Regions from separate parts of the Mus musculus genome. Here regions 1, 2, 3 and 5 are each linked to region 4. The links are chromatin loops, found by intact Hi-C in ENCODE. Cell type or tissue: left cerebral cortex. All regions are shown on one strand. Each heading gives the region's core, and the rest is flanking DNA. Links, peaks and the distances in the headings are about the cores only.

What was found. A loop is a pair of places that touch in the nucleus more often than their neighbours do. Peaks named below come from ENCODE experiments on the same cell type or tissue, not always from the same donor. Only the 100,000 strongest peaks of a DNase experiment are listed, where the experiment ranks them.
Region 1: it touches region 4 in a loop (4-fold over the local background); 11 of 42 quality-filtered maps call a loop at or near these places.
Region 2: a loop joins it to region 4, with 2.2 times the contacts of the local background. A loop is called at or near these places in 2 of 42 quality-filtered maps.
Region 3: a loop joins it to region 4, with 6 times the contacts of the local background. A loop is called at or near these places in 12 of 42 quality-filtered maps.
Region 5: a loop joins it to region 4, with 5 times the contacts of the local background. A loop is called at or near these places in 10 of 42 quality-filtered maps.

Annotation. Positions count from the first base shown.
Region 1 is chr7:16,291,143-16,297,182 of GRCm38, reverse strand. No RefSeq gene overlaps it. Among named protein-coding and RNA genes, the nearest start is that of Ccdc9, 7.4 kb to the right of the region's middle. In left cerebral cortex, for the core only: CTCF peaks have their summits at 2,247 (motif pointing left) and 5,082 (motif pointing left); DNase peaks (open chromatin) are centred at 1,564, 2,214 and 2,633; H3K4me3 peaks cover 1,396 bases; H3K27ac peaks cover 1,610 bases.
Region 2 is chr7:16,306,812-16,312,705 of GRCm38, reverse strand. Bbc3 (BCL2 binding component 3) reads right to left here and starts at 3,123. Exons shown (of 4, transcript NM_133234.2): 1 at 2,845-3,123; 2 at 292-580. The coding sequence starts at 565. In left cerebral cortex, for the core only: a CTCF peak has its summit at 2,570 (motif pointing right); DNase peaks (open chromatin) are centred at 2,303, 2,549, 3,164, 3,895 and 3 more places; H3K4me3 peaks cover 3,104 bases; H3K27ac peaks cover 2,205 bases.
Region 3 is chr7:16,460,033-16,466,072 of GRCm38, reverse strand. Npas1 (neuronal PAS domain protein 1) reads left to right here. Exons shown (of 12, transcript NM_008718.2): 4 at 639-712; 5 at 877-966; 6 at 2,657-2,825; 7 at 3,808-3,923; 8 at 4,135-4,292; 9 at 4,637-4,743; 10 at 5,120-5,267. Among named protein-coding and RNA genes, the nearest start is that of Tmem160, 10 kb to the right of the region's middle. In left cerebral cortex, for the core only: CTCF peaks have their summits at 756 (motif pointing left), 2,656 (motif pointing right) and 3,551; DNase peaks (open chromatin) are centred at 754 and 2,652.
Region 4 is chr7:16,614,719-16,620,758 of GRCm38, reverse strand. All of the region lies in intron 1 of Gm29443 (predicted gene 29443), which reads right to left. It overlaps Arhgap35 (Rho GTPase activating protein 35), which reads left to right and starts at 5,766. Exons shown (of 7, transcript NM_172739.4): 1 at 5,766-6,040. In left cerebral cortex, for the core only: CTCF peaks have their summits at 1,632 and 3,494 (motif pointing right); DNase peaks (open chromatin) are centred at 1,663, 1,963, 3,506 and 5,462; H3K4me3 peaks cover 1,077 bases; H3K27ac peaks cover 286 bases.
Region 5 is chr7:16,282,448-16,288,487 of GRCm38, reverse strand. It overlaps Ccdc9 (coiled-coil domain containing 9), which reads left to right and starts at 1,708. Exons shown (of 14, transcript NM_001382411.1): 1 at 1,708-1,788; 2 at 3,942-3,993; 3 at 4,113-4,217; 4 at 5,638-5,736; 5 at 5,883-6,040. The coding sequence starts at 3,988. In left cerebral cortex, for the core only: a CTCF peak has its summit at 3,007; DNase peaks (open chromatin) are centred at 1,727, 2,130 and 2,724; H3K4me3 peaks cover 1,953 bases; H3K27ac peaks cover 1,295 bases.

The DNA of each region.
Region 1 (6,040 bases), core at 323-5,322, 320 kb after region 4:
CTTCAGCTCCAGACCCCAGCTCTAGTCCTCGGCGGAGCTCAGGTGCGGCCCGCCCCTTCCCTGGTACCTGGGGGGGAGGGGGCGGAGACTAGGATTACTCAGCCTCCAGAATGAGGCGATGACATCATCCTGGGGGGGGTGACTAATGGCCGCACGAGGGGGAGGCGGGGAAGTTTACCCGGTAACAGCGGCAGCCGCTTGGCCCCGCCCCCAGGAAGTGCAGGAAGGGGGAGGAACTGCACCCAAATACACAAACACAAGTCCTCCCTGCATCCCTCCCCCCAGCATCCCACGTGCACTTAGCTTCCATGGACCAGAGCAGGAATGATATGTGTGTTTATATGAGTGACAATTTCCTCTAGGCGTGTGGCCAGAGTGTTAGGGAGTTGTTCTATGAAAGTGATCGTGTCAGGGGGCTAGTGTGTCAGTGTGATGGTCCCTGTCAGCACGCTAAGTATGGTGATATGTGCGTGTCAGGCTGTTGCAACAAATAGTTGAGTCCTTGGGCTATTATAAGAGTCCTTGGGATGCTTTTCTGTGAAAAGTGTGCAGATATAAGCAGTAGGCTGGCATGTGTCAATGCTATGGCTCCTGTGTGGGGTTATTTGTGTGACACTGGGATTGTGTCACAGCCATGGAGGTGTGTGTGGATGTGTTGTATTTCTGTACTGATGTCAGTGTGTCTCTCTGATGGTGTCTGCCACGCCAAGCACCAGTAGTACTGTGTGCATATCATAGTAATGGGTGTGTTTACATGCCCCACACTGCCACCAAGCATACACATTATCTATACAATGCCATGTGTCATTGTGAGTATGTCACTGTGGTTGTGTCTGAAGATTGGGTTGCCTGTCCCTGGGACTGTGCACACATCAGTGACATTATGCTGATTATAAATCTCCCTCGAGTGTGGTTGTGAAGTGTGTGTGTGGGCTTATGGTTGTGCCACTGTCACTTGTGACAAGGCCATTGTGTGTCAGTGTAGTGGTATGTGTGAACTGTGCATTGCTTTACTGACTTCAAAAAGATGTGTAGTGCTTCCCGGGGCTGTGTGTGTCTGTGTCTTGGGATTGTGTATGCCTCTAGGTGTGTGTGTGTGTGTGCGTGTGTGTGAGTGCCTGTGTGTGTGTGTGTGTGTGTATGTTAGTGGGTCTATGTATGTTTGTGTATATATTCATCTATGGTGTGCATGTATACATATACATGTGTATATGCGTGTGCATAGGTATATGTGTGTGCACATGTAAGTTTATATGCGTGTATATGTGTGAACATTTGTGCATATGTGTGAATATTTGTGTATATCTGTGCTGTGTGTACACGTGTGTGAATGTGTTTCTGTATGCGAATGCAGATAAGGGTGCATGCGTGTGTATGAATGTGCGTACATGTGGGTGTGGGACGGTCTCCGTGTGTGTGTTGCCGTGTAGAAGAACTCCGCGTGTCCGCGGGACAGTGGTGGCGCGCGCCACCGGGCCTGTGTCAGCGGCTTCCTGGGTGTGGGAAGGTGCGCGTGTCTCCAGGCCTCCTGCCCGAGAACAGCTGCGCCGCTCTCTGATTGGCTGCAGCCTCGCCAGTCAGAAGCTCCGGAATCCTGCGGTAATTTGGTAACTTGGTAACTGGCCCGCGCCGCCGCGGGGCTGGGGGGCTGGGCGGGCCCACGACGCGCCCCATCCCGCAGGGCTGGTCCCTACGGTCCCCACCGCGCCCATAGCCTGTCCTGCCTCAGCATCCTTGCCACTTGCTTGGTTCCTGTTGCCGGGGTCTCTTCCTTTTATTGTCTCTCGTGTCCCACCTCTCTTCCATCTGTTTTGACTTGAACCTGCTTTCTGTCTCTCCAACGTCCGCCTCAATTTCTGTCTTTGTCGCTCACAAAAGTCTTTCTCATTCATGTCTCTCCTTTCCTTCCTCCCCACCTCTCTTTCTCTCCATCCCACCGCTAGGCTCCGAATTCACTTTCTTTTTTATTTTGCAAGAAACACCCACTTTGTCCTCGACCCTCCCCTCAGGCCCAGGGTTCTGGCAGCAGGCCCCATACAAGGCAGACTTCAGGAAGGACTTCCCGCCCTGGTTCCAAACCAGAGCGTTATCGCTCGGGCCAGGCGGAGGCCGGGCCGCCCCGTGGCTTCCGGAGGCGCCCGGGCGGGATGAGCTCACTGCAAGTTGGCTAGGATTTCATCAGCTTCCTCTGCCTGAGTTGCCCCCGCGCTGGTCCTGCGCCGCCAATCCATCGTGCGCTTGCTGCCCCCTAACGGCCAAAGATGAAAGCGCAGGGTTCTCAGACCACGCAGAGGAACCTGAAGTTCTCACAGCAACTCCAGGACTTAGACCTGGTTCTGCAGTTCTGGAGCTCGAACCCAGGGCCACTGAGATGAACTACGGACCCTGAATTGACTGTGTATATGGTTGAGGGTTTCTGTGTATGTGTGTGTGCGCGCGCTTTTGCAAATGTATTCAGGACTTCACACATCCTAAGTTCTTATACATTTAATTATATCCCCAGCCCATTAAAAACTTAAAAAAAAAAAAATTGTGTGTAAGGGCTGGAGAGATTGCTCAGTGGTTAAGAGCTCTGGCTTATCTTTCAGAGTTGTTGTCCCAGGATCCACAAGGCGGGCTTCATTTTAAACTCCAGTCCTATGGTATCTGATGCCCCTTTCTGGCTGCTGTCGGCACTGCACACATGGTATATATTGTAGGGAAAAATATTGCACAGACAGAAAATAATAAATGCTCTTAAAAAAAAAAAAGGTGGTTCATGCCTTTGTCCCAGCACTAGGGAGGCAGAAGCAGGTGGATCTCTGAGTTCGAGGCCAGCCTGGTCTACAGAGTGAGTTCCAGGACAGCCAGGGTTACACAGAGAAACCCTGTCTCATCAAGAAAAACCTAAATAAATAAATAAATAAATAAATAAATAAATAAATAAATGTGTGTATCTATGTCTCTGTGCATATGACCAGGAGATGGGGTTACATTCCCTGGGGTTGGAGTTACAGGCCATAGTGAGCTGCTCGTTGTAGGTGGTGGGAGCCAAATTCTCAGGTCCCAACCCAGGAGCCATTCCTCCAGCCCATTCTCAGCTTATTTGTACTTTTTTGTTTACTGGCAGGGTCTTTTTTTGTTTTTGTTTTTGTTTTTTCGAGACAGCATTTCTCTGTATAGCCCTGGCAGTCCTGGCACTCACTCTGTAGACCAGGCTGGCCTCGAACTCAGAAATCCACCTGCCTCTGCCTCCCAAGTGCTGGGATTAAAGGCTTGCGCCACCTCGCCCGGCTTCAGGGTCTTCTTCTTAAGCTGCCTTTGAGCTCACTCAGTATCGCCTGCTTGCCGTGTGGGACTGAGCAACTGCTAGATCCTTGTACTTCCATTCACAGCTACTACTGACCATTGTTGGGAATTGGACTGCAGACTGTAAGTCATCAATAAACTCCTTTACTATGTAGAGACTATCCATAAGTTCTGTGACTCTAGAGAACCCTGACTAAACAGAAGTTGGTACCAGGAGTGGGGGTATTGCTGTGATAGGCCTGACCATGCTTTTATTTGAAAGAATGTGGATTTTGGGACTTTGGATTTGGAAAGCAGTGGAATGCTTTAAATGTGGCTTAATGGGTCATCCTAGTAGGAATATGGAGTAATTTGAACTGTGTTTAAACTGTGTTGGCCTAAGAGATTTCAAAAGAGAAGAATTTCAGTATGTGGCATAAAGAGTGTTTTTGTGGTATTTTGGTGAAGAATGTGGCTACTTTTTGCCCTTGTCTGAAAAGACTGCTTGAGGCTAAAGTGAAGAGACTTGGACTAATTGCATTAATTGCATTGACAAAGGAAGTTTCAAAAATGCCCAGCAGAGACTTTGTTCTCTGGTTAAGTCTTATGAAGAGAAATTTGAACAAGCATAACAAGCATAGAAAGGAAAAATATAAAATATATGGTTGGAGTATTAAAGGCATACCAAGAAGTGAAATGGAGCAAAATCCTGTGTTCTAGGAGAAATGTTGTTTTTTTTTTTTTTTTTTTTCTAAGACTTGCCTTGGTCATGGTGTCTGTTCACAGCAGTAAAGCCCTAACTAATACACTGACCTTGAAGTTTCAATCCTCTTGCCTCAGCTTCTCCAGTTTCTCGGACCCCAGTACTACCTTGCCCCGATCTGCTCTGTTTTTGTTTTTGTTTTTCAAGACAGGGTTTCTCTGTATAGCCCTGGCTGTTCTGGAACTCACTCTGTAGACCAGGCTGGCCTCGAACTCAGAAATCCACCTGCCTCTGCCTCCTGAGTGCTGGGATTAAAGGCGTGTGCCACCACTGCCCGGCTGACTTTTTTTTTTTTTTAAAGATTTATTTATTATTATATGTAAGTACACTGTAGCTGTCTTCAGACACACCAGAAGAGGGAGTCAGATCTTGTTATGGATGGTTGTGAGCCACCATGTGGTTGCAGGGATTTGAACTCTGGACCTTCGGAAGAGCAGTCGGGTGCTCTTACCCACTGAGCCATCTCACCAGCCCTGACTTTTTATATATAACTTTCAACCATGCCTTTAAATTTGGTATAAGTTCCAGGCTCCAGGAAGTCTGCTTGGATCTGCTGTAGGTCATTTTACTGTCAAATAAACGATCCAGAAATTTGTGTGTTTGGAAGCAATAATGATGGTGCATACCTATTGAGAACCTATAGTTTGCTTTACCTTTAATTTGTATCTATCCATTTATTTATTGAGACAGGGTCTCACTATGTAGCCCTGGCTGGCCTGGAACACTCTGGGTTAAAAAGACTGGCCTCAAACTCACAGAAGTCTGCCTGCCTCTGCTTCACCAGTGTTGGCATTATAGGTGTTTGCTACTACACCCTGCCTATGTGCTCTTTGCAGCAAACTTACAGATTGTTTACTGCAAAACATGTGTGGCTAATAAAAACATTGCATATTTCAGATACTTAAATGAGAAAAAGGTGAATATTCTTGACATAAAGAAATGATAAGGGGGCTGGTGAGATGGCTCAGTGAGTAAGAGCACCCGACTGCTCTTCCAAAGGTCCAGAGTTCAAATCCCAGCAACCACATGGTGGCTCACAACCATCCGTAACGAGATCTGACGCCCTCTTCTGGTGTGTCTGAAAACAGCTACAGTGTACTTACTTACATATAATAAATAAATAAAATCTTTAAAAAAAAAAAAAAAAAAGAAATGATAAAAGCCGGGCATGGTGGCACACGCCTTTAATCCCAGCACTCAGGAGGCAGAGGCAGGCGGATTTCTGAGTTAGAGGCCAACCTGGTCTACAAAGTGAGTTCCAGGACAGCCAGGGCTATACAAAGGGCTGAGATGGCTCAGTGGGTAAGAGCACCCGACTGCTTTTCCATGGTGGCTCACAACCACCTGTAATGAAACCTGACTCCCTCTTTTGGAGTGTCTGAAGACAGCTACAGTGTACATTACATGTAATAAATAAATAAATAAATAAATAAATCTTGGGGGGAAAAAGGGGGGGCTGCAGAGATGGCTCAGTGGTTAAAAGCACTGACTGCTCTTCCGAAGGTCCTGAGTTCAAATCCCAGCAACCACATGGTGGCTCACAACCATCTGTAATGAGATCTGACGCCCTCTTCAGGTGCATCTGAAGACAGCTACAGTGTACTTAGATATAATAATAAATAAATCTTTTTTTTTTTTTTTAAAGAAAGAAATGATAAATGTAGCCAGGTGACTGTGGCACATGCCTTTAGTCCCAGCACTCCAGAGGCGGAGGCATGTGAATCTTCAAGCTCAAGGCCAGCCTGTCTACAGAGTGTGTTCCAGGACAGCCAGGGGCTACATCGAGAAACCCTGTATCAAAAACCAAAACCAAACCAAAACAGAACAAAACAAAAGAGAAACAAGTGTTTCAGGTGAGGGAGACTATGTCAGTTCCTGGGATCTGATCATTGCACATTTTTTATATGTATCAAAATATTACACAGTTATGTGTCAACTAAAATAAAAAATGAAACAAGCTGGGTCGTGGTGTTGCATGCCTTTAATTCCCAGCACTTGGAAGGCAGAGGC
Region 2 (5,894 bases), core at 1-5,000, 310 kb after region 4:
TTCCCACTGCAATCCTCATGGGGGTGGGGGGCGCCCAGGGACCCGGGCTGGGGGAGGGGAGCTGAGAAACAGCTGTTGCCCGAGGCCCGGGAAGGGACGTGGACTGCAACTCCGGGGACTGCAGTCAGATTCTAAGAGGGACTTCCCACTCGACTTGGCCCCTCCATCCATGTCTCCCACTCTGTCTTCCTGGTTCTTGCTACACAAAGACCACACTGGCCACACCCTCCCGGTGGCCCCACTCAGCTCCACTCCCGCTTCAGCTTCCCCGGGTGCGGGGCGGGCACTCACCGTCCGGGCGCGGGCCTCTGGGCCGGCTGCGGTGACCCCCAGGCCAGCGGGGGCCCCCCAGGGCGGCGGTGACGGCAGGTGGAGCGGTGGGGGCGCAGAGGTAGGCGGCCGGCAGCAAGGCAGGGGCAGCAGGGGCGGCGGGCAGGCCGGGCTCGCAAAGGCTGCAGGATACAGCGGAGGGCATCAGGCGGCCGAGCGGGAAGGGGCGCGGACTGTCGCGGGCTAGACCCTCTACGGGCTCCGGAGAGCTGCCCTCCTGGCGTGCGCGGGCCATGGCGCTCCCTGGAGCCTGCGGGACACGGCGGGAGGTCAGTGGGGCGACTGCGGGGGGGGCCTGCAGGACCCCACCTCGCAGACACCCTGCCTGGAAGTCACTCCCACCCAGGAAGGGATGACCCCAGGGACAGCCTGGCCGGGACACATGGTGAGGGGCGCACAGACTGCGTCTGGGGTTTGTAGCAAAACCCACCAGGAAAACTGCCTACTACTCTCAGGGCTTGGGCCAGGGAGAACTTTCTCAACAGAGAAGAGCGCAGAAGGGGTGCTGGGGCTCCCAGGATACACGGTGCTGTCAGAGAACCGTGTGTGTGTGTGTGTGTGTGTGTGTGTGTGTGTGTGTGTGTGTAATGGGAAGACACCAGTGAACTCAGAGAAGTGTCCAACTTTACCGCCCCTCCCGCTCCCCCAGTGAGGTGGCTCACCCAGAAACACATGGGGACACAGACATGCACACACAGCCATCCAGAGCCCTTTCAACATATTTACACCAGTCTCACACTGACCCGCTGCTGACATGCCAGCGCTCACCCGCCCACAATGCAGCCGTCACACACTGAAGCACAACAGACTCAAGTCTTCAACGTGTTTCTCCCGCATACACACAGACAACCCAAAGACACCCCCCTTACTATTCCTTAGCACATGCACCACCATCATCTCAAAACACACCTGAATGTGCACCCCCCCCCAACTTTGAGCTCCTGGGACACAACAGCCACACATAGACACAAGTCATCATATCCAGATACATCATCCCCCCTCGTGTGCGGGGCAGCCACATCGGGAGGCACCAGCCGCAGCTGGTAGAAGCCATAGGTCCAGCCTCTACTCTCAGCCCCAATACACCACAGCCAACTGTCAGCCCCAGAAAACACACACACACACACACACACACACACACACAGAGCCCAGCAGCACACACACCTAATGCAGAGACAGAAAACACTGGCCTCACGTGACTGCTATAAACACTACAGAGAGAGAGCACCACATGACACATAGCCTGGATCACAGAGACAAACCCCTCAGACCCAAAACTCACTCTCACCCCCCCCTCTCTCTTTCTCACACACACACACACACACACACACACACACACACACACTGCATGCAGAGAGAGGGGCTGGCACTGAACCCGCTAGATCCCCCCCACCCCCAAAGCCCTTCATGCTCAGCGTGCCTTGTGTGCCTTTTGCTGCTCAGAAGTCACCCAGCGAGCGATCAGGCACTGGGTGGCATCCCATCCCAAAAGCTGGGTACAGCAGATGCTTGTCTTGGAGACACCCAGAGACAGCACGCGCGCGCGCGCATACACACACACACACACACACACACACACACACACACACACACGCAGCGCACACTTGGGCGAGACCCCTGCACAGCAACACAGCTCACTCAAGCGACACACAAACACAGCTCAAGTGCCCCGGTCGTCCGCACCACCACCACCAACACTACCAGGCAAGCGACAGATACAGATCCCCTTTTCACCCCTTAAGAGCACACGTATACAACTCTGGTTTGGGGGGTGGCCACCCACACCCGTAAACGGACAGGTGCACCCCACCCCGCAGACACGCGGGCAAGGACTCACGCAGACACCCCTCCGGGTGACAAACGCCAACATCTCGGTGTAGGGATACAAACTCGGGAGCCAAACACGAGCACACACACCCAGGCGAGACACCTGCAGATCCACAGCCCCGCACGCGCGGTCCCCGCCGCCCCTCCGCTGTCACAGCCCCCCCCCTCGACGCCGCCACGTGCGCCCGCCCCGCCCGCCCAGCGCGCGCGGGGCCAATAACCGGCTGTTGCTGGGGCGCAGCCCCCGCCCGCGGGAGCCACAGCCTCCGCCGCCCCCTGTCGCCGCCCCCGGCGGGCGCGCGCTCTGGGTGTGGCCGATCCTCGGTGCCACCCCCCACCCCAACCCTCCCGCAGTGGGACTCGGGGGACTCGAGCGAGCCCGGGGCCACGCTCCTCCCAGGTCTCACTAGCCACCAGGGGGCGCGGGCGAGCCCGAACCCCATTGTTTGTAAACAAACCCGCCAGACCGCTGTGGCACCTGTGCGCCCAGACAGGGCGCCCTGAGTCCCAGGTGCTTCCTTCCCGCCCGCCTGGCCCAGCCTTAGTCCCAGTGATGAAAGCTGGGGCACAAGCTGCGGGAATGCAAGGCGACCGTCCTATCGGCCCGTGCACCCCGTCACCTCCTCCAGGGAGCCCTCCGGGCCTTGCCGCTCGTAAGCAGCTTCGGGAATCGGGGTGCTCACTCACCCCGGGGGCATGAACACTCCGGAGAAAGGAGGCGATGGGGTGGCGGGCGGTTGCCTTCTGGAGGGCTCGCCCGCCGAGTGGGTTGCTATTGAGGCACCTTGCTGCTGCTCCTGCTGCTCTAACTGCAGTGACTGCTGCTGCTTCTGGAGTCTTCGTGTCCGGATCACCGCTGCTGCTGCTTGCTTGCTGGTGTCGCCGCCGCCTCCTGGGCTCCCCGCTCGCATGTGGCTCTATGCCGCGTCTCAGGCCTCCCGGCAGATCCCCGGGCCCCGCTCGCTCGGCGGCCGCCCCGCCCCGCCTCTCGCTGGCTCCCACGCCCCGCCCCCGCGTGACGCCAGGGCCCCGCCCGCGGCTGGGGACAAGTCGGGGCTTGCAGTCGGGCGCCGCGCCCCCTACCTCGGCGCGGGGGGTTTCCCGGCAGCCAGAGGGGCGGGGCGAGGCCTGGTCCAGGCAGGAGGAGCAGCGTGGGGACAGCCCAGACCTAGGGTGTCCGGACACACGCTTGACACACTGACACACTGACTGGGACCCACACCCACACCTGAGGAGTACGCTCAGACTAACGGACTGGCACGCCAGGGTGCACTGAGTCAGTGATGACTGAGCCACAGGGACACAAAGTCAGACCAGAGGCACAGATACACATCAGGACAAGGGCCTGGACACACGAGCTCACACAGACCCAGACATCCAGATTATCTTACTTACTGGCTCACTGGGTCACACACAGACAGTGACAACCCAAAACGTAGTTGCACAAACAATATTCAAACAGTCTCCGACGCACAAACCCGTGTCCCCAGATGCCTAGGGCATTCACACTACACTAAAGGCTGACCCCTTCTCAGAACAACTTCCTGGCAGGTTCAGAGGGACACACACTCCAATCCAAATAGCACTCTCAGGCTGACACCCGCAATAGCTGAAGCACAGCCACTAGACTGCACTGGCTGACCCTACAAAACATGCCAGTCACATACAGAAGAAACTGAGCCCAGACCTGTGCTCACAAAGTCACTCCTGAGACAGGTTCCTGCTAAATGGCTTGATGGCGGGTTACACTCGTGAACTTAAACACCTGGCCCGCCTGGCGTAATACCCATCTGGCACTGGACAAATGGGGAAGAGGCAGCCCTGTGCTCCTGGCACAGACATGCCCGGGCAGCCCCCTGCACCCTATTTCATCCTGTCTGTTGTTTCTGTTTCCTTTCCCTTTTCTAAAAGTCATTTATTTCCCTTCCCTTTTGAAACAGTGACCCTTCCTCCTCCCAAGCCGTAGACATCTCTCACGGCACTTGACAGACTCTCTGTCTCACCCAAACTGTCACCAAACTTACTGAGTATATTACTTACCTATGGGTGCCCAGCACTGGGCCCGCTGTGAAAGGGTGTCACACAGCCATGTGAGATAAGACACTTGTTAAAGAAATAAACATAGTCACTTACACCTGTCTTCCCAGCACTTCCAGAGGATAAAGCAGGAATGTGGTTGCAAGGTTGGAGTCTGTCTGAGTTACATAGTGAGTTCCAGGCCCCCCCCTTTTTTTTTTTTTCTTTTTTGGTTTTTCAAGACAGGGTTTCTCTGTGTAGCCCTGGATGTCCTGGAACTCAGTTTGTAGACCAGGCTGGCCTCAAACTCAGAAATCTACCTGCCTTTGCCTCCCAAGTGCTGGGATTAAAGGCATGCACCACCACTGTCCAGCTTGTTTGTTTGTTTGTTTGTTTGTTTGTTTGTTTGAGACAGGGTTTCTGTGTGTAGCCCTGGCTGTCCTGGAACTCACTTTGTAGACCAGGCTGGCCTCGAACTCAGAAATCCTCCTGCCTCTGCCTCCCGAGTGCTGGGATTAAAGGCGTGCGCCACCATGCCCGGCTCTCCAAGCCCATTTTTGAGCACAGCAAGTGATCTTTTTCAAAAAACGAAGCAAGTGGGGGGGGGGGGGAGAACTCAGTGATTAAGAGTGCTTACAGCTCTTCCCAAGGAAGGACCTGTGTTCTGTTCCCAGTACCTACATCTTGTGCCTGGATATGTAACCCTAGCTCCAGGGAATCTGATGCTCCTGGCCTCCTGAGAGACCTGCGTCCGTGTCCACACACTCACGTACACACACACACACACACACACACACACACACATACTCACACACAATTAAATTTAAAATAACCCACAACTGGACAATCTGCAGACAGTGAGAGACCTTGGAGCATTCAGCTGTAAACTGGATGTTTTCATCCAACTCCTTTCCTCGGGGTTCAGGGACCCACGCAGAAGAGGAAGTGGAAAGATCACCAGAGGTGGCAGATGACTCCAAGAAAAGTGTGCTCCGGCTGGGCATGGTGGTGCACGCCTTTAATCCCAGCACTCAGGAGGCAGAGGCAGATGGATTTCTGAGTTCGAGGCCAGCCTGGTCTACAAAGCGAGTTCCAGGACAGCCAGGGGTATACAGAGAAACCCTGTCTCGAAAAACCAAAAAAAAAAAAAAACCTGACAAAATCCCAGCAGTGAGTAGGGTAGGACACAAGGTCCCACCTCTAGTCCAGAAGCTATTTGTAATTGATTCCTTCTCGGGGGAGGGACATCAGTTCTCTCCAGTGGAGTGTCACTGGGCTTCTATACTCCAGGACAGGTCTCAATGCCCCTCTGCTGCCCCCCCTCCCCCCACACACACCAGTAGTTGGTCAACCCAAAACAGACTGCATGGTTTTTTATGTGCTTTTTCCTGAGTTTAGTGTTGGCTTGGTTTGGTCTTTTTGGTTTTCTGTTTGTTTTGATTTTTGGTTTTGGGGTGGTTTTGTTTTGCTAAGACAAAGAGAGAAAGAAAGAACATGAAGTTGGGTGGATAGAGAGATGGGCAGGATCTAGGAGGAACTGAGGGAGGGGAAAGAATATGATCAAGAGCTGGCGAGATGGCTCAGTGGTTAAGAGCACTGACTGCTCTTCCAGAGGTCCTGAGTTCAATTCCCAGCAACCACATGGTGGCTCACAAACATCTGTAATGGGATCTGATGCAATCTTTTGATGTGTGTCTGAGGACAGTGACAGTGTACTCATA
Region 3 (6,040 bases), core at 476-5,475, 150 kb after region 4:
TACCACAGAGCCACTCACTGGAGAATTCTAGGCAGGGGCTCTACCACTGAGCCACGCCCCCAGCCCCTCACTGGGAGATTCATCGCAGGTGTTCCTCCACTGAGCCAAGGCCTTAGCATCATACTGGGAGATTCTAGGCAGATGCTTCATCACTGATCTATGTTGCCAGCCCTCATTTTAACTTTTGAGATAGGAACTCATTTGTTATGTACCCCAGGCAAGCCTTTAGTCATTGATTCTCCTACCTTGCCTGCCAAGTAGTTGGAGTTACGGGCCTTCACCACCAGGTCAGCCTCAGCCTTGGGCTATTCATTGGACCGGGCTTCGGTGCCCAGTGAGGACAGTCTGCGCTGTTCCCGTCACTAGCACTGCCTGTACTGTATAGGACCTGTGAACAGAAGTACTCAAGAACTTTTTGGTTTTGGTGTGAAAAAGAATGAGGGAGTGGACAAATTCCTCTTTCCAATGTCTGTCACTCAGTCTTGGTCTCTCTGTCCCCTAGGGAACAACCATCCTGTGAACTGGTTCTCTATGGTGGCTGGCTGGGAGTTTAAGACTGACTGGGCCCCTAAGGGCTGCCCAGAGCAGTGAGTCAGACCAAGGGTCCCTGACTGTCCTCCTCCTCCTTCTGTCCCCAGCCCCAGGCCGCCGAGGCCCTGTGGCTCTGGTCTCTGAAGTCTTCGAGCAACACCTAGGTGGACACATCCTACAGGTGAGCGCCTCCCTTCCTAGCCTGCTGCTTTGTGCTGCCACCTGGTGGTAGCATCTGGGAATAGCACTATTTTTCCTGCATCAGTTCCCTGTGGAGAACTGGACAGGACTAAGGGTACCCAGGTTGTTCCCTTCCTACACCCGCTCCGTTTGTCTCAACTCTAGTCCTTGGATGGCTTCGTGTTCGCTTTGAACCAGGAAGGGAAATTTCTCTACATCTCAGAGACAGTGTCCATCTACCTGGGTCTCTCACAGGTAAGTCTTCCCTGCAGTAGGCAGCTATCTTTACCGCCTGACCTATGCATGCCCTTACTCTCTTCTGGTATCACTAAGCACAACGTGAAAAACAGACAACCTTCCTTGGAACCCCACAAAGCAGCCCGACATATGCTGGAGGACTCAAGCAGGACCACAAGTTCAAAGCCAGCCAAGGAGACTTAGCAAGACCTCATTTCAAAATTAAAAACCTCATCTAGAGATGTAGTTCTACAGCGATGTGTGCTCACCTAGAATCCTCCAGGGAAGGGCTGAGCTCAGTGAGGGTGTGAATCAGCGGTATGCCACTTGTGTACCATTCTGGAGGTCCTGGGACTCCAATCCATTGTGTCTGGGGCAGGATTGTAGCTTGGTTCATAGAATGCTTGCCTGGTGTTCACAAAGCCCTGGGTTCCTTACATAAACTGGGCATGGCGGTGAGGTATAAACCTTACATTAAACTCCATCACTGGAGAGGTGGAGGCAGGAGGACCAGAAGTTTCAGGCCAGCCTAGGCTATCTGAGACTGTCTCAAAAACTAACACTTCCCCAAAGGAGGGGACTTGAATGTGTAGGTGACAAAGTAGGGTGGATAAGGTGGTTGTGTGGGTGGGGTGGGGGATGAGGGTGAGGACCACAGGGGGGATAAAGGTTAGAGGGAGACAGGTCACCCACTTCAAGCAGAGGGACAGTAGAAGAAGGCACGGTGGGTTTCTGAGTAAGAATTGCCATAGTTGGATATGCAGCTTCCAGGAGAGTTTTAAATGGGGCTTGAAGGTCAGAGGCTCCCTGTGAAATCAGAGCATGATCAGAACAGAAAGCTAGAGGCTGTACTGAAGGGGCCTGGCATGGGATCCATGTGAGATCTGAGAGGCCAGTCTCCAAGGCCCTAACTCATTAAAGAGCTGACAACTGCCGGGCTTGATTTCCAGCACTTGGGAGGCCGAGTCAGGAGGATCACCACAAGTCTGAGGCCAGCCTGAGCTACCTAGCAAACCTCTGTCTAAAAAAAGAAAAAAAGAAAAAAACAAAAAAACAAAAACAAAAAGGGCCAGATGTTGCAGCACATGCCTTTAGTCCAGAATTTCAGGAGGTACAGGCAGGCAGATTAATAAGTTTGAAGCCAGAGCTATAAAAGTGAGACCCTGGGCTGGAGCGATGGCTCAGTGGTTAAGAGCAGGTGCTCTTCCGAAGGTCCTGAGTTCAAATCCACATGGTGGCTCACAACCATCCATAATGAAATCTGACGCCCTCTTCTGGGGTGTCTGAAGACAGCTAGAATGTACTTACCTATAATAAATAAATAAATAAATAAATAAATAAATAAATCTTTAAAAAAAATAATAAATACATCTTAAAAGAAAAAGTGAGGCCGGGTGTGGTAGCGCACGCCTTTAATCTCAGCACTTGGGAGGGTTCGAGGACAACCTGGTCTACAAAGTGAGTTCCAGGACAGCCAGGGCTACAGAGAAACCCTGTCTCGAACACCTCCCCCCCCCAAAAAAAAAGTGAGACCCTGCCTCAAACAAAAAAAGCCCCTCCCTCCTTAATTCAAAAAAGCAGGAAACACCTAAGAAAAACACAAGCCAGTTGTGAAGTGCACTTGAAGGTTGGGCGAGCAGACCTAAGCTAAACCCAGCCTCAGCTTTGGCGCTCACGCGGCTCCTGCATTCCTCTCCATCACCGGCAGGTGGAGCTGACGGGCAGCAGCGTCTTCGACTACATCCATCCTGGGGACCACTCGGAGGTCCTAGAGCAACTTGGATTGCGGGCTGCAAGCATCGGTCCCCCTACACCACCTTCCGTGTCCTCCTCTTCCTCATCGTCTTCCTCCTCGCTGGTGGACACCCCTGAGATTGGTAATTTCCAGGAATCCCATCCTTGCCAGTGAATGAAGCCTGAGGGTAGATCCTGGTTTTTGTGTTTAACATGCTACAAAACAAGGTTTTGTAAAACAAACAAACACAACAACAACAACCCAAACCAAAGCAACAACAACACAAAACAAAAAACCCACAATGAGTCAAGCCAACTTAAGGCACTAGGGTGTCTAAACTTGCCTGGTTCCCCAGAGTGGCCAAAATACACCAACATTTGAGCTGCTACAAGGAAGTAGGAATAAGACTGAGAATTTTTTTTTTTTTTTTTTACATTCCACTGTGCCTTTAAATTTTCATTGGGCCCTAACTTCAAACCCACAAGCCATGAGGGATGGCCCCCAACTCCAGGCACAGCACAGAGAGATCAAGTTACTTGCCCCAAGTCACCCAGCTGTTCCATATTTTTAGTTGTGTGTGTGTATGTGGTGTGTGTTTAACTTTCAGGATACAGTTCTTTTGTTGATTGTTTGGGGTTTTTTGTTTTGTTTTGTTTTTTAGTGTTTGTTTGTTTGAGACAGGGTTTCTCTGTATAGCCCTGGCTGTCCTAGAGCTCACTCTGTAGACCAGGTTGGCTTTGAACTCCTCCTGCCTCTGCCTCTGTGTGCTGAGGTAAAGGCATGTGCCACCACGGCCCAGCTTCCTTTCTTTTATACTTCTAGTCTGTGGTAGGGGACCTGACTGTCACAACAGTTCTAGCCTGCCCTCTGTGGTCACAGGTGGCTACTCCAGCCTGGGTCAGACTGATGCCAGCGGATGCCTGGGGGGCAGAACAGAGCTTCTGAGCAGGAAAGAGGGGCTCATCTGACCTTGGACCTGGCTGTCCCACAAGGGGAGATTACTTTATCAGTGTACCTGTGCGACCATTAGATGCATCTGAGTGTCTGGAGCAGCCACAGTGAGGCTGGTTCTGAGTTGACGGGGTTCTGGAAAACTATGACAGCGCCCTCTTGTTCTGCCTCAGAAGCCAGCCCCACCGAGGCATCGCCTGCCTTCCGAGCCCAAGAGCGGTCCTTCTTTGTCCGCATGAAGTCCACCCTCACCAAGAGGGGCCTGAATGTCAAAGCCTCGGGGTACAAGGTGGGTATGAACTGTCTCTTTCCCCCTGTGTGCCAGCTATATCCCGGGATACAAGGTACTGAGAACAGAAACTGGGAGACACTCAAAGCCTTCCCAGGGCCAAGGGATCTGTGGGTATCAGGTGGAACTGGGTGAAGCTTTGACTTGGCTGTGGTCCTCCTGCCTCAGCAGTCCCACCTGGCACCTCCCCAGCCACCCCCACCTTCCACAGGTCATTCATGTGACAGGGCGCCTGAGGGCCCGAGCCCTGGGTCTTGTAGCCCTTGGACACACGCTGCCCCCAGCCCCACTGGCTGAGCTGCCTTTGCACGGACACATGATTGTCTTCCGCCTCAGCCTGGGCCTCACCATCCTTGCTTGTGAGAGCAGGTACCAGGGTAGGGGCGGGAGGGAAGGTGGGTCCAAAAGGACCTGGGGATATGTGGGGACCAGTCAATCCTGGGCCTTTCAGTCAGGGGCCGTGGGGAGTTGGGAGGAGAGAGGACAAGGGAGAAGGCAAAGGTGCCTGGGAGACGTGAGGGTGGCCCTGGCTCCCTTACAAGGCTTGCCCATTTCTTTTTCGGGCCCCCTTTTCTTCACCTATGCCCATTTTACAGAATGAAACTGAGGTACTGCAAGGGTGTGGATCCTGGGGAACCCTGAAGCCAGCTCTGCTGTCTCCTGTCACCCAATGTCTCCCCACTCCTTTTCCCTTTCTTTCCTGTGTCCTCCAGAGTTAGCGACCATATGGACATGGGGCCCTCAGAGCTTGTGGGACGCAGCTGCTACCAGTTTGTTCATGGACAGGATGCAACCAGGATCCGCCAAAGCCATCTGGACCGTGAGGCACACTTCTGTACCCTCTCCCCATCCTCCTACCACCACAAAAACACGAATGACCCTGCTTCCCTGTTCCCTGGAAGTCCTTCTTCAGGGCTAACCAGAGTCTCTGGTTGCACTGCAGCTTCTGGGGGCTGTTCGGAACAGAAAAGCAACAAAGAGGCTGAGCAGTGGCTGGGGGTGGGGGATGAGGGTCAGTAAGCCGGGTAAGAGGGGTCTCTGACCGATGCTGGGGTGCCTCTGGGTCTCTGACTACCTCTGTGCCTTTCTCTCTCTTTCTCGATTCTCCCCACTCTCGCTGCCTCTGCCTGTCTCCTGCTCACCTGCCTTGACCCTCCCCACCCCTCTGGGCTCTCTGCTCCCCTGGGATGGACCAGTGCTGGACAAAGGGCAGGTGGTGACTGGTTACTACCGTTGGCTGCAGCGTGCGGGGGGCTTCGTGTGGCTGCAGTCTGTAGCCACTGTGGCCGGGAACGGGAAGAGCACTGGGGAGCATCACGTGCTGTGGGTCAGTCACGTGCTCAGGTGAGAGGTGGCCCATTGCCATCCCAGCATCTCCAGCAGCTGCTCCCCATCCCAGCCAGGGCCCTTAAGGGAGGGCTGGCTCTGTAGACACAAAGGGGAAAGAACCTAGGAGGCCTAGGTATGGAATGGCCTCACTTGGTGGACACGGAGAGGAATCAGTGTTGGGAGGAGACACATCTGTGACGTAGGCAGGGCAGGAACGCTCGTGTGGTGTGCCTCCGGCTGAAGGTGTGAATTGGACTCGTTCGTGTGGTGTGCCTCCGGCTGAAGGTGTGAATTGGACTCCAGGGCACTGGGGAGCCACAGCAGACTCTATACAGGGAGAGTGGTGCAAAACATACACGCGTTGTGAGCAGAGGGCACAGAACGGATGAGCCTCAGGTCTACAGCCTGAGAAGCCCAGGGAAGAGCAGAGCGATTGGGGCTGGAGCACAGAGTTGGGGGCAGGGGAGGCTGTAAATGGCAGCAGGATATTTTATCTCGTGGTCACTGGAGAACTATTGAAGGCTTTATGTCTGGAGGGGATCACAATTCTGCACTTTTGGAAATATTTTTCTTTCTGCTGAGAGTTGACTGGGAACTAAAAGGGACTGGAGAACAAGGGGAGGCTGCGGCATGGTTTAAGAGATGAACGGGGAGAAGAGAGAAGAGGGGTGCCATTTGCCCTTTGCTGAGCTGATTTGATTTGGACCCTAGAAGGGAGCAGGTGATTTAGATAGGAGAGACACAGATAACCATGGCATGCTTAGAGGATGTCCAGGTAACACGAGGTG
Region 4 (6,040 bases), core at 758-5,757:
AGACCCTAAAGCACACTGCACAACCTGCAGGCTGCTCAATACATTGGTCTAAACCTCTTCCAAGCACCTCTGCTGGATCCTGCCTCTCCTAGACAGCTGGTCTCTCTCAGTCTTCTTTTAGTACTCTGGGAGAGAGAGACCTAGTGAATCCGGTCAGTTTCAGGGACTTCCTGAAGCTATTTTGTTTCCATTCAGAATGAAATGTTTCAAACTCTGAGGAAACTGCTATACAACAGAGTTATGTGTGAGAGTATTTACAGGCGGATCCATTTACATTTAGTACTTGTGGTGGTTAGAATGAAAATGCCCCCCATAAACCTAAAGGGAATAGCACTACTAGGAGGTGTGGCCTTGTTGGAGTTGGTGTGTCACTGGGGCTGGGCTTAGAGGTCCCTAAAAGCCCAAGCTGGACCCACTGTTTCTCTCTCCCTGCTGTCTGTTGATCCAGATGTAAAACTCTCCAGCATCATGTCTGCCTGCACATCCTTATGTTTCCCACCATGATGGCAATGGACTAAACTTCTGACCTGTAAGCCAGCCCCAACTAAACGTTTTCTTCTTTATGTTGGATGATGATGGCACACACCTTAAATTCCAACAGGCAAAGGCAGGAGGATTTCTGAATTCAAGGCCAGTGTCTGATCTATGGAATGAGTTCTAGGATAGCCAGAGGTACACAATAAAACCCTATCTTAAACAAACAAACAAACAAACAAAGTTTTTATAAGAGTTGCCATGGTGATTAGCATAAGAGTTCTCTCTTAAGAGGCATCTGAGAGATGATCTCACACTGTTCTGTTATTTACAGGCTAGGATGGCTGGACATGTACACCCGTAATCCCACTACTTGAGAGCTTAAGGCAGGAGGATCAGGAGCTGAAGGCCAGTGTTGGCTGCATAGTGAGTCTGAGGTAGCCTTTGCTACAAAATACTCCATCTCAAACAAAATAAAGCTGGGTGGCCAAAACCTGTTAACTCCAGCATCAGCAGAGGCTGAAGCAGGAAGACTGAAAATTCAAGCCTGAAAGAACTGTATAGACTGACCAGCCTAAACAACTTGGTAAAATTCTGCCTGGGGGCGGGGGTGGGGGTGGGGGTGGGGGTGGGGTGGGGGGAGGGACACAAAACAAAAACCTCTCTCATTGGTAGAGAGCTTGCCTTTTACCTGTCCCGCACCAAAAGCAAACAGGCAAACAAGCTGAGATCTGTGCTTTACTCAAATTTACATGAAATTTATTTCATTTTCCCTGCTCTCTTTTGCTTTCTGAGGCAGGATTTCTCTGTTTCCTGTGCTGCCTTTGAGTACCCAGACTATTGCAAGTCAAAGATCAATCTGGCCGCGAATTCTCCCAGTCCTCCTGCCTCTCCCTCTTAAGTGCTGGGATTATGCTAATTTTACAAATTTATAGAAATAGGTTCATCGTGAATCCTTCCAACAAAATTTGGCGTACTGTACACTAGATGTCTTGAGTCCTTCCTGGAGAGCTGTGATTCTGCTGTGATTGCGAGCACCCCTGGCTTCTTGTCCCTTCCTCATCATAGGCTGCCTTTCTGGCCAGTGGAGGAAGGAAGATCATCACTGGCAGTATTCTCCCGCAGCTTTAGCGAGAACCGGCTTTCTCGGCTCCGCGGGTAGACGGCGCTGTAGGATCATCGACCTCTTGGTCAGGATCAGCCCTGGTTCCGACCCTCTCTTTAATTCTCCGGAATAGGGACTGAATACGTCCGAGCATCGCCAATTTTTATGCAAAACTTTTGTGGTCGTGTCAATCCCCCCGCCGCCACCATCCATTTCTGCAATTCGCGTCCAGACCTGAAGCGCGTTTGGTTCCTAGCATTCTGGTGGAAGTGACCTCCAGCTACTCGGGCCTCCAGGGCTATGCTTGGGAAATCTTGATAGAGATCCAACCCAGCAGCCCGGCAGCCCGTTCTTGTCTCTGTCAGCTAATTGTTTAGTCGGATGTTTGTTTATCCTGGAGTGAAGGGGGGCCGGGTGCGCGGGGGTGGCTGCCCCAAGGGAAGCCTGCTTCCTGTCGTTGGCTTACTCAGCTACCATTCGCCTACTTAAGTCCTGGAAAGAATTGCAGAGCTGGGAAGGCCTTGCCGGATGGTGCCTTCACCCAACAACAACAACCAAACACTTCCTGAGCCCTCTCCCTTGTGCTTAGACCTGTTGGTGACATCTATGGTGATTGTGGGAGTGCTAGATCTGCGCTCTTAAGCGATAGGAAAGAATTAAGAGATAGGAATAGCCAGGCTGCGGTTGCAAATGCCTTTTATTCTAGAACTCTAGAGGCAGAGACAGGCAAATCCTCCTCTCTCTCCTCCCCGCCCCTCTCTCTGTGATACCCAGGTTCTTTGGGATACTAGAGGGGCCAGCTCCCTGACCCAGCTTGAGAGACATCTGAAAGCACAAGAGTGAGCAGACAAGGACTTTGCCTTTTTGACTACCATTAGATTGAATGCCAGCTATTCTTTTTGTTTCCTATTTAATTACTCATTAACATCTACTTATATTTGGCCTTTTCTTGTTGTTCTTCCTATTATTATTATTGGTGAAACCAGAGTCCATGTAGCCTGTGCTGGCTTGGAACTAACAATGTAGCCAAGGTTGATCTTGATCTTCCTATCCTCCTGCCTCTACCTCCAAAGGGCTGTTATTACAGGATTCCCACTGTGTGTCATCACACCCCATTTATGTGGTGCTGGTGACTGAATCCAGGACAGGCTAGATAGGCACTCTAGGAGCTGAACTACAACCCTTGCCCAGTGTTCTCATCTGTGAAGCTCCAGGATCCGGCTATTCTGAGAGAGTGACTTCAACCTGAGAAGAAAAGGTGGCAGACTTCAAAAAGGAAAAACCTGAGGTCAAAGTGAGATACTGTCTGTTCACATATTTCCCAAGAGTGGATTTGGTAGGGTTTTGTTTTTATTTTATGTGAATGAGGTGTTTGCCTGCCTATATATCTGTGTACCACATTTGTGCTTGGTGCCAGTGGAGGCTAAGAGGGCATCAGAGCCTCTGGAATTGTAGTTACAGATGATTGTGAGCCACCACGTGGGTGCTAGATATCAAACTCGGGTCCTTTGGAAGGGCATCGGTGCTCTTAAGCACCACGGCATTCCTCTGCCTTGGAAGGGTATTATAGTTTTCTGGACTCTGTTGTGGTAATACATGCACTCATGTGAGAATGGGATTCCTTTTCTATCCAAAAGAGTTAGTCCAACAAAGGTCCATTTTTCTTAAAATTTTCCTCTTTCCCTTTACCTAGTTGATCAGCCAGCCAATCGAGTCAAATTGAGAATTCGAGTTCCCATCAATGGGATAAGACAAAGTTGCTACCTCCATCAATAATAAAAGACAAAAGCCATCTCAGCCATGTATGTTCAATAGTTGAGTTTGGGTTTTGATACGCACACACAGACACATTTTTCTTGAAATTTATTTTTACAGACATGGGTGTTTTTGCTCGCATGCCTGTGCAGTTTCTGGGGAGACCAGGAGAGGGCATCATTTTCCCTGGAACTGGAATTTCAGGCAGTTGTGAGCTGGAATATAACCTGAGTCTTTGAAGAACTGCCAGTGGTCTTAACCTCTGATCCATCTTTACACCTCCCTGCAAACACTGAGTTTGCAAACCAATAATAATAGTAATAATGATAAACTGTCTGGTTGAGTTATTTTTGCTTTGTTCTTGTGTTCTTTTGTGCAACTCCAACATCATTCTTTTCCAACACTCAGGAAGCAGAGGCAGACACAGTCACACATTCAATTCCAATCTAAGCTACATAGTAAATTCCAGGGCAGCCAGGATAGCTAGTGAGAAAAATGTTAATGGAAATTATCTTTAGCCAGGCATGGTGGCAAATGCCTTTAATCCCAACACTTGGAAGGGAGAGGCAGATCTCTCTGAGTTCAAGCCCAGCCTGGCCTACAAAGCAAGTTCCAGGACAGCCAGGGCTACACAGAGAAACCCTGTCTCAAAAAACAGAAAACAAAATTAACTTTAGTTTACTCCAGACACTCTGTGCTTAGGATGGAACCGAATGCCTTGTGTATTTATGCAAGCATTCTACCAATGACTTCTGTCCTCAGCCCCAAGTAATGATCTTTATAGATGGGAGAGGAACCCACTTTTAACTGTTGATCTCTTCAGCCCACACCACAAGAACCTGCCCTCCTAACAAACTTTAATGAGAGGCTTCATTTGTTGGGGTGTTTTAAAATTTGAGCACATGTAAACTTTTTTTTCAGAATATGAAAATTCATTACTGTGTTTCCACTGTAAAATTTTATGATATTGATTTTTCCTTCTTGCCTTTGTAGAGAGCCAAAAGAGACATACATACTGGCTGCCTTAACCACCTTAAAGCAGACTCCAGGAATATCACCCACAGCATGACCTTTTTGACTTCATGAAGTTCTGGCTGCTGGATTTGGTCGAGCCCATGTAATTTTATTTAGCAATGCTTACTGCGTACTCAATACGTGTAGGTCACTCCTTTACACCCCACCCTCATTTAGAGACACAGTAGTTCCCTCTTAACTCCCCTGTTGCTTTCTGATGTTTCAGTTACCGGTGGCTAGGAGGGTCACATCCACATTTCTCTTATTACAGCGTAATATATATTCATCGTTTTTCTATTGTTGTGGGTAATCCTCTGCTAAGAGTAATCCATCAGCTATTATAGATATTAATGTATAAGGGAGATCGCCCATATTTTACTGGGTTCTAGTAGTTCGAGGATTCCCACCATGAATCGTGGCCATAGGGCCTATTATACCTCATTCGATTCTCCAAGCGACCCTTTGGAGTTCAGTATTGTTATCCCACTTTACAGATGAAAAGCCTGGAAAGAAGTGCAAGGCTGGATCGGAAACACGTGCTTCCTTCAGGCATTCCACACTCTGTGAGGCGCCGGGAAAGCCTGTCTTTCACAATCCATCCTTCCGGAGGGCTCCCAGAGGAATACAGAGTTAGAGGGGAGCCCTCTTACATCACCATTCCCCCTGCAAGCACCCAAAGTGACATGTGGTTTGCTGTCATTTGCCCGATGCTGACTTGGGAGACTAGGGCTGCAATGCAGGGCCTGTCCTTCCTCTGCCCGAGACCAAGCACTGGGAGAAATCACCAGTAACTTGTATCAACGCGCCTGGCCCACAGGTTTTTCTTCAGCGCCCGGGAAAGAGCACGTGCCCCCTGTCCCCGCCCACTCTTTTGGGCTGGCCAACGGCGAGCCTGGGTTGGGCTGTGAAGGACCACGCCCCCTTCCCTCGCCCAATTGGTTCACTCGCTGGGTACGCTCCCTCCTTCACAGCCCCGCCTCGCCACCCCACGTTACGTCTGTCCCCCCAACCCCCTCCGTTATCCCGAAGCTGCGGCTCCAGGAGGCGAACCCACCTCCCTCTGCCTTCCATTGGTTAGTGAGGTCCCGCGCGAGCGGGATGGAGCCCTAAGTCCCCGCCCTCACGAGCCGGGCCAAGCCTCTCAGAGATGGCTTTCTCTTGGAGCCGGCGCGGTGTGGGGAGGGGCGGCGGGTACTGCAGCCTGGAACGCGCGACGCCGTGCGCGCCCCCCTTGCGGGCTCCTCCCTCCCTTCGGTGGCTTCGCAGGCTGCAGCCGTCTCTGCGCACGCGCACTCAGCCCACCCCGCGCCCTCCTGTGCCAGTTCGCGGGTGTCCGTCCTCGCGCTGTGTAAATCTGGCGCCGCAGCCGCTGAGGTAGCGGCGTTTTCCTCAGGCGCGCACGCGCACTCGCGCCCTCGGTGTCCGCGCGTGCCTGTCCTCCCGGCCTACGGTCCTCGCGGTGCGCTCGGCCCACAGGGCCGTTATCCACTTCCCAACCCCAGCCCCAGCATCTCTCGCCCCTCAGAAACGCACGCGCACTTGCGAGAGGGTCTCCAGTACGCGCACGGCCGCGGCGGCCGCAGGAAGGAGGCGACAACGCCGCTGCCGCCGCCGCCGCCGCCGCCGCCATTGCGCGGGAGGGAGGGAACGAGCGAGCGAGCGAGGCTGGTCCGCCCTCCCCCTGGTTCCCGC
Region 5 (6,040 bases), core at 324-5,323, 330 kb after region 4:
AGCAAGTTGGGAGTAAAGGGTTTATTTGGTTGGTTTTCATATCAAAATCCATCATTGGAGAAAGTCAGGATAGGAACTTAATCAGAGTAGGAACCCAGTGTGTTTGCTCTCCAGACAAACACCAAAAAGCTACAACCTGGGGGCAGCAGTTAATGCAGAGGTCATGAAGGAGTGGTACTTACTGGTTTGCTTCCCAACAGCTGTCTCAGCCTGCTTTCCTATAGAACCCAGGACCATCAGTTCAGAGATCAGGCACCACTCACAATGGGCTAGGCCCTCCCCCATCAATCACTAATTATGAAAATGCCCTACAGCTGGATCAATCCCCAGCAACCACATGGTGACTTACATGGCAGCATTTTCACAACTGAGGCTCCTACCTCTCTGATGACTCTAACTTGTGTTAAGGACAACAAACCAAGCCAGTACAGATATTTTTTTTTTAAAAAAGTAATAATTAAAGTGCCAGCACATTGCTCAACAGGTAGAAGAGGTTGTGCACCTGACAGTCCAGGGGTCAAACTGAGGTCATAATTGGCCCAGTGTCTTTACTCTCTCAGCCATGTCACCCTGCTTTTTCTCTCCCTCCCTCCCTCCCTCCCTCCCTCTCTCTCTCTCTCTCTCTCTCTCTCTCTCTCTCTATCTATCTATCTATCATGCTGTTTTTGACCCCGAGGCAATCCTCCTGCCTCAGTCTCCCAAGTGCTGTAATTAGAGGCATGACACCCAGCTTTGTATAGTTGATTTTTTAATATGAATTTATTGTACTTTTATTGTTTTGCCAGTTGATAAAATAGACATATCTGATAAGTTATTTTTAATTATTATAAATACAAAAAAAGGCATGCTTTAAATAACTTGGAAGATTCTACTAGCTCCTTTTTGTTGCTTCTTCAAATCAGAAAGAACATTGCTTTTGTAGTGGACGTATTTTGCCACGACGCCCAGCTTTGTAGTTGACTTTTTTCCTTTTTTTTTTTTTTTTTTTTTTCAAGACAGGGTTTCTCTGTGTAGTCCTGGCTGTCCTGGAACTCACTCTGTAGACCAGGCTGGCCTCGAACTCAGAAATCCGCCTGCCTCTGCCTCCCAAGTGCTGGGATCAAAGGCTTGTGCCACCACGCCTGGATAATGTTGATTTAAAAAAAAAAAAAATATATATATATATATATATTTTAAAGACTTCATGTGAGTGCACTGTCACTGTCTTCAGACAGACCAGAAGAGGGAATTGGATTCCATTACAGATCGTTGTGAGTCACCATGTGGTTGCTGGGGATTGAACTCTGGAGGAGCAGACAGTGTTCTTAACTACTGAGCAATCTCTCCAGCCCCTATATAGTTGATTAAATTTTTTTTTCTATTTTTATGAATTGGTTACAGTTTCTATAATTAAGGTTTCATTTGCAAGAAGAGGTAATGAAACCAGTTTAGGTTTTCTGGGGTCCCTGTAAAATGTCTGATTTCTACTTAGTAAAATCGGAAATCAGTAAGCCAAAAAAGGAGCCCAGAGATTTAGGGCTACATGTCTGTGGGTTCAAGTCCCACCTCGTGCCCCCAGTCCAATCCCTGAAATCAGAAAGAAGAAACAGGCTTCTGCTACCTTCTGCAGAGCCTGAGCGGGTGCGGACCCTTTAAGGCACCCGGAAATGGGATGTCAAGACCGGAAGTGCCCTACTTATTTCCTCTCTTCACGTGGTGCGGGCCGGAAGTGACGAGTGAGGCCCGGGAGCTGTGGACGCGAAGGCGGACGAAGCCGGAGTCGCAGACACCGCGGGGTCTCCGGGACAGGTGACCGGGGGAGGGGGCCGGGAGCGCGCCCGGAGAGGGCGGGGCCTGGTCGCCCACGTGAGGGGAGCGTGAACGCGCGCGGACTGGGAGGCGAGCCGCCGGCGGGGGCGGGGTCAGGGTACTCTGCGGGGGGCGGGAACCCGACGCCCACATGTGTCGCTTGAGGGGTGCTGAGGTTGGGCGGTGAACACGTGGGCAGAGCCAGACGCGCGGGTGCTGGCAGGCCCGAAGCCCTGGCGGCTGCCAGAGTGGGGCGGGGCTTGCAACGCTGTGTCGGTCTGGGGGCGGGGCCAGAGTTTTGCCTGGAGGACTAGGGGCCCGGCTCGGGACGTTGGGCGGAGACGCTGGGGGCGGGATCAAAGAGTGTAGGATGGGGATAAGAGGCGGAGTCTGGGCGTTAGCACGGTGGAAACTGGGGGCGGGGCTAAAGTGTTGGGGCGTGTAAGGGGTGGAGTTTGGTCGGTAGGCGGGTGAACCTGGGGGAGTGGTCAAAAATGGTGGGCGGAGTAAGATGGGGGCGGGGCTAGAGTATTGCTTGGGGCCTTACAAGTTAGTCTTTGCTGTAGGGAGTGCCACAGGGCGTGGTCATGAGGGCCAGGGGTGGAGCTAAGGGGGGGTGGATGTGTTTGGGGCGGGGCCAAAGTTTGGAGGGGAGTGGGGAAAGGGGCAGGGTTTGGGCTTTGAGTGAAGAGGTGATGACTGAGTTGCGGTGTTGTGCTGGGTTTGGTCAAGATGCTGGGGGTGTAGCCGGAATGTTGTCCTCAGTGTTTTAGGTATTGATTGCTGCACTAGGGCGTGGTTACATTATTTATTGCATGGGACTAGTGTTTGGGGCGGAGACTTCCTGGGCTAGGCAGGAAAGTTTTTTGGTTCTGGTGCTGGGTCCTGATTCTTGCCCAGAAGCTAGGGGAGGGTCCAGGGGCTGGCTGAGACTGGGTGGAGGTGGAGCTACGATGTCAGGGATTTTGCGGGTGGGGCTAGGGTGCTGGTGGAGAATGGCGAATGGCGGGGATAGAGTTAGGAAGTTTTTACTGAGCTGGGGAGCGGGGCCAAACACAGGCAGGGAAGTAGGGAACTCAGAGGCGGGGTCAGAATGTTTCCCAGTCTGTTGGGGGGCGGGCCAGTTAAATTGGAGGTGGCGCCAGAGTGTGAATTTTTGGTGGGCGGGGCCAGAAGTCTGGAGGGAAAGGAGGGGCTTGAAGTTTCACCCTAGGTAGGGGTGGGACCACAGACGTTTTTGCAGGTCAGGGATGCGGTTGCTGCTGGCAGTTTTCTCTTGTAAGCCTCTGTAGAAGTTCTGTCATCTGCCTTGAGTATCACTATGAAGGTCAAGTCTGGTCCAGGAAGGCCCCTGCGGTGGATCCTGGGCCTGCTTGCTGAATCTTTTCCGCCTTGGTAGGATGAGTGCCTTTTTAGGATGCTGGGGGCTGGGGAGTCATGGACTAAAGTCCGTGTTGGGCAGACAGAGTTGGAACCGTTTTTCATTATGATTTTTGTTTGTTTGTTTTGTTTTTCGAGCCTTGGCTGTCCTGGAACTCACTCTGTAGACCAGGCTGGCCTCAAACTCAGAAATCCGCCTGCCTCTTGTCTCCCAAGTGCTGGGATTAAAGGCGTGCGCCACCACTGTCCGGCTTTCATTATGATTTATTTATTTTGTGCATGTGTGCGGGATCACATGGAGGTCGGAGGACAACTGGTGGGAATCATTTCTCTCCTCCTTTGTGGGTCCTGGGGATTGAACTCAGGTCTCCAGGCTTGCAGCAAGCACCTTTACTCCAGGAGATCCCTCTGGCCCTCTAGAAGTAACTTTTGCAGGTTGGAAGGAAAGATTGTAGCTGACCTATTGAGATCCAGATCCTGGCTAAAATTGTCATAGGAAATGGAGCCTGGACTGACGCCTTTGGAGGAATTAGTATGAGTTACAGGGGTGGGTCAGAATTTTCCCAAGGTGGGTCTGACTAATTGCATGGGTGGATCTAGAACTGAAGGGCGGGGTTTGTGTTTAGAGAGGCGAGGCTAGTACTTGAGAATTCCCTTGATGAAGTACAAGTGCATTTTCCTGTGAGTCTGTGTTTTTGGAACCCTCAATAAAGGAGAAGAGACAGCATTTCAGAATGCTGTTGATCTTAACATACTGTTCTCTCTGCTTGCAGGAGCTTCCAGTGCTACATGTATTTTCTGTGAGGGAGATTACAGCCAATGATGGTGAGCTGGAGAGGGGTGGGCAAGGTGCCCTACAGAGACCAAACCCTTAGGTCCTGGGTAAAATGCCCATGTGGCAGGAAGATTTTTCTTTCCGCCTTTCAATTGCTTCCTTACCACAGGCTACCACACTAGATTTGAAGTCAAAGGAGGAGAAGGATGCAGAATTGGACAAGAGGATCGAGGCTCTTCGTCGGAAGAATGAGGCCCTCATCCGGCGCTACCAGGTGCCCTAGCCCTGCCCTGGAGACCCCATCCCCTCTCCTCCCCGCAGTGAGTTTTCCCCACCTCTCCCTTCAAGCGTTCTCATGTTTCCCTTTCACTCACAGGATGCAAGCCAAAGACCGTGGTCTGGCCTCCCTCCCTCCATCCTGTCATTCATTCATTCATTCATACATTCTTTCATTCATGGATTCACACTTTGCTCACTGATGCCTTCAGAGTCCCTGCTCAATGCTGAGTGGTCCTGGGGACACAGTCCCCAGACCTGTTCTTAGGGTTCTGTGTCCAATTTGGGACATAGTTGCCCTTCGTGATGACCCAGAGTAGACAAGGATGGGCTGGGGGAATGAGTGGATCTGTGGGAGTCCAGAGCGCTCTCTCTAGCCTGAAGACATTAGGGAGGGCTTTCTGGTAGAGGGGATTCTGAGAACTGAAGGGTGCCTCAGTATTTGAAAAGGAAATGGGTATACATTTCACACGGGGGAGTTTGGGCAAATGTTTGGGTGCAAGAGAGGGCTTAGTAAATCAGCTGATGGAGAATTGGTCTAGGGAGGTCATGAGGGGCCAACCATATAGGTTGGAGAATGCCTAAGGGCACTAGGGAGCCATAGAGGGCTTTGAATGTGAGAGAGACCTGGTGAGACTACTCTGCATAGGAGACATTTTTTCTGTGCAGTGGTGGATGGTAGGGTGTCATTATAGAGTTCAGATAGAAAGGTGGGGCAGGGGCCCTAGTGGGGGAGGACAGGCGTGACTCAGTGACCAAGGGCAGTTGGGGCTAGAAAGGGAAGAGGAGGGAGGGTCCAGAGCAGGGCCCAAGAGGACATAGTAGAGCTATCTCTAGGAAGGGACCTAGGAGAAGGGTGGCCCTCATTGACTCATTTTTCATGCATTCATTCATAAAGTCAAAACAAAAAAAAAGTTGGGTTTGATTGTATGCCAGGCAGCACTGGAGGCTGGGAGGAGGGGCGCATCCAAGAACAGTCCCAACAGGTATCCCGTGCTTTACCAAGCAGGTCATGAGAACGGAGAAAGGCAGGTTGATGGTGAGACATCTGAAACCTGAGTAGTTACAGTACAGGCTCACAGAATGCACTGTAGCAGAGCAGCTAGTACAAAGACCCAGGGCAGTTCTGAGCCCCGGGGAATAGCGAGAAGGCCAGTGCAGATAGGCAGGAGAGGGGCCCCCACTGTGGGCTCCATGGTGATAGGGAAGCATTTGGCTCTTACTGATGGGCTTACTCACAGTGGGGGCTTTGGAGCAGCAGAGTAACATGCAGGGGTTTGATGGAAGTCGCTGTGACCCATGGCTAAAGCTCTGGAGAAAAGCCTGAGTAGAGGTGCAGGGCAAATGCAAAGGACTATGGGAGTCCAGCTGATGGACAGGACCCCTAACACTCCATTCCCCTGGGTATTTGCTTCTAGGAGATTGAGGAGGATCGGAAAAAAGCTGAACTGGAGGGCGTGGCAGTGACAGCCCCCCGGAAGAGCCGCTCCATGGAGAAGGAGAATATGGCAGTGGAGGTGGAGAGCCCAGCGTGTCTGAATCCGCAGGATGGGGAGGAGGCTGAGGGCTGAGGCCTGGGACCAAGACCTACCAGCTGCCTCTTAGCCTGGGATGCTCCAGTCTGTCTAACCTTTGATTGATTCCTTTTTCCTTTCCCTTTCAGGAGAAGAGCCTGGGTCCCTCTCGGAGGACTCCTGGGACTCCTCGACCCCCAGGGGCCAGCAGAGGGGGCCGGACCCATCCCCAGCAGGGAGGCCGGGCAGGCGTAGGCCGGGCATCCCAAGGCTGGGAGGATGGTGCTGGGGAGCAGCTTCGAGGGGG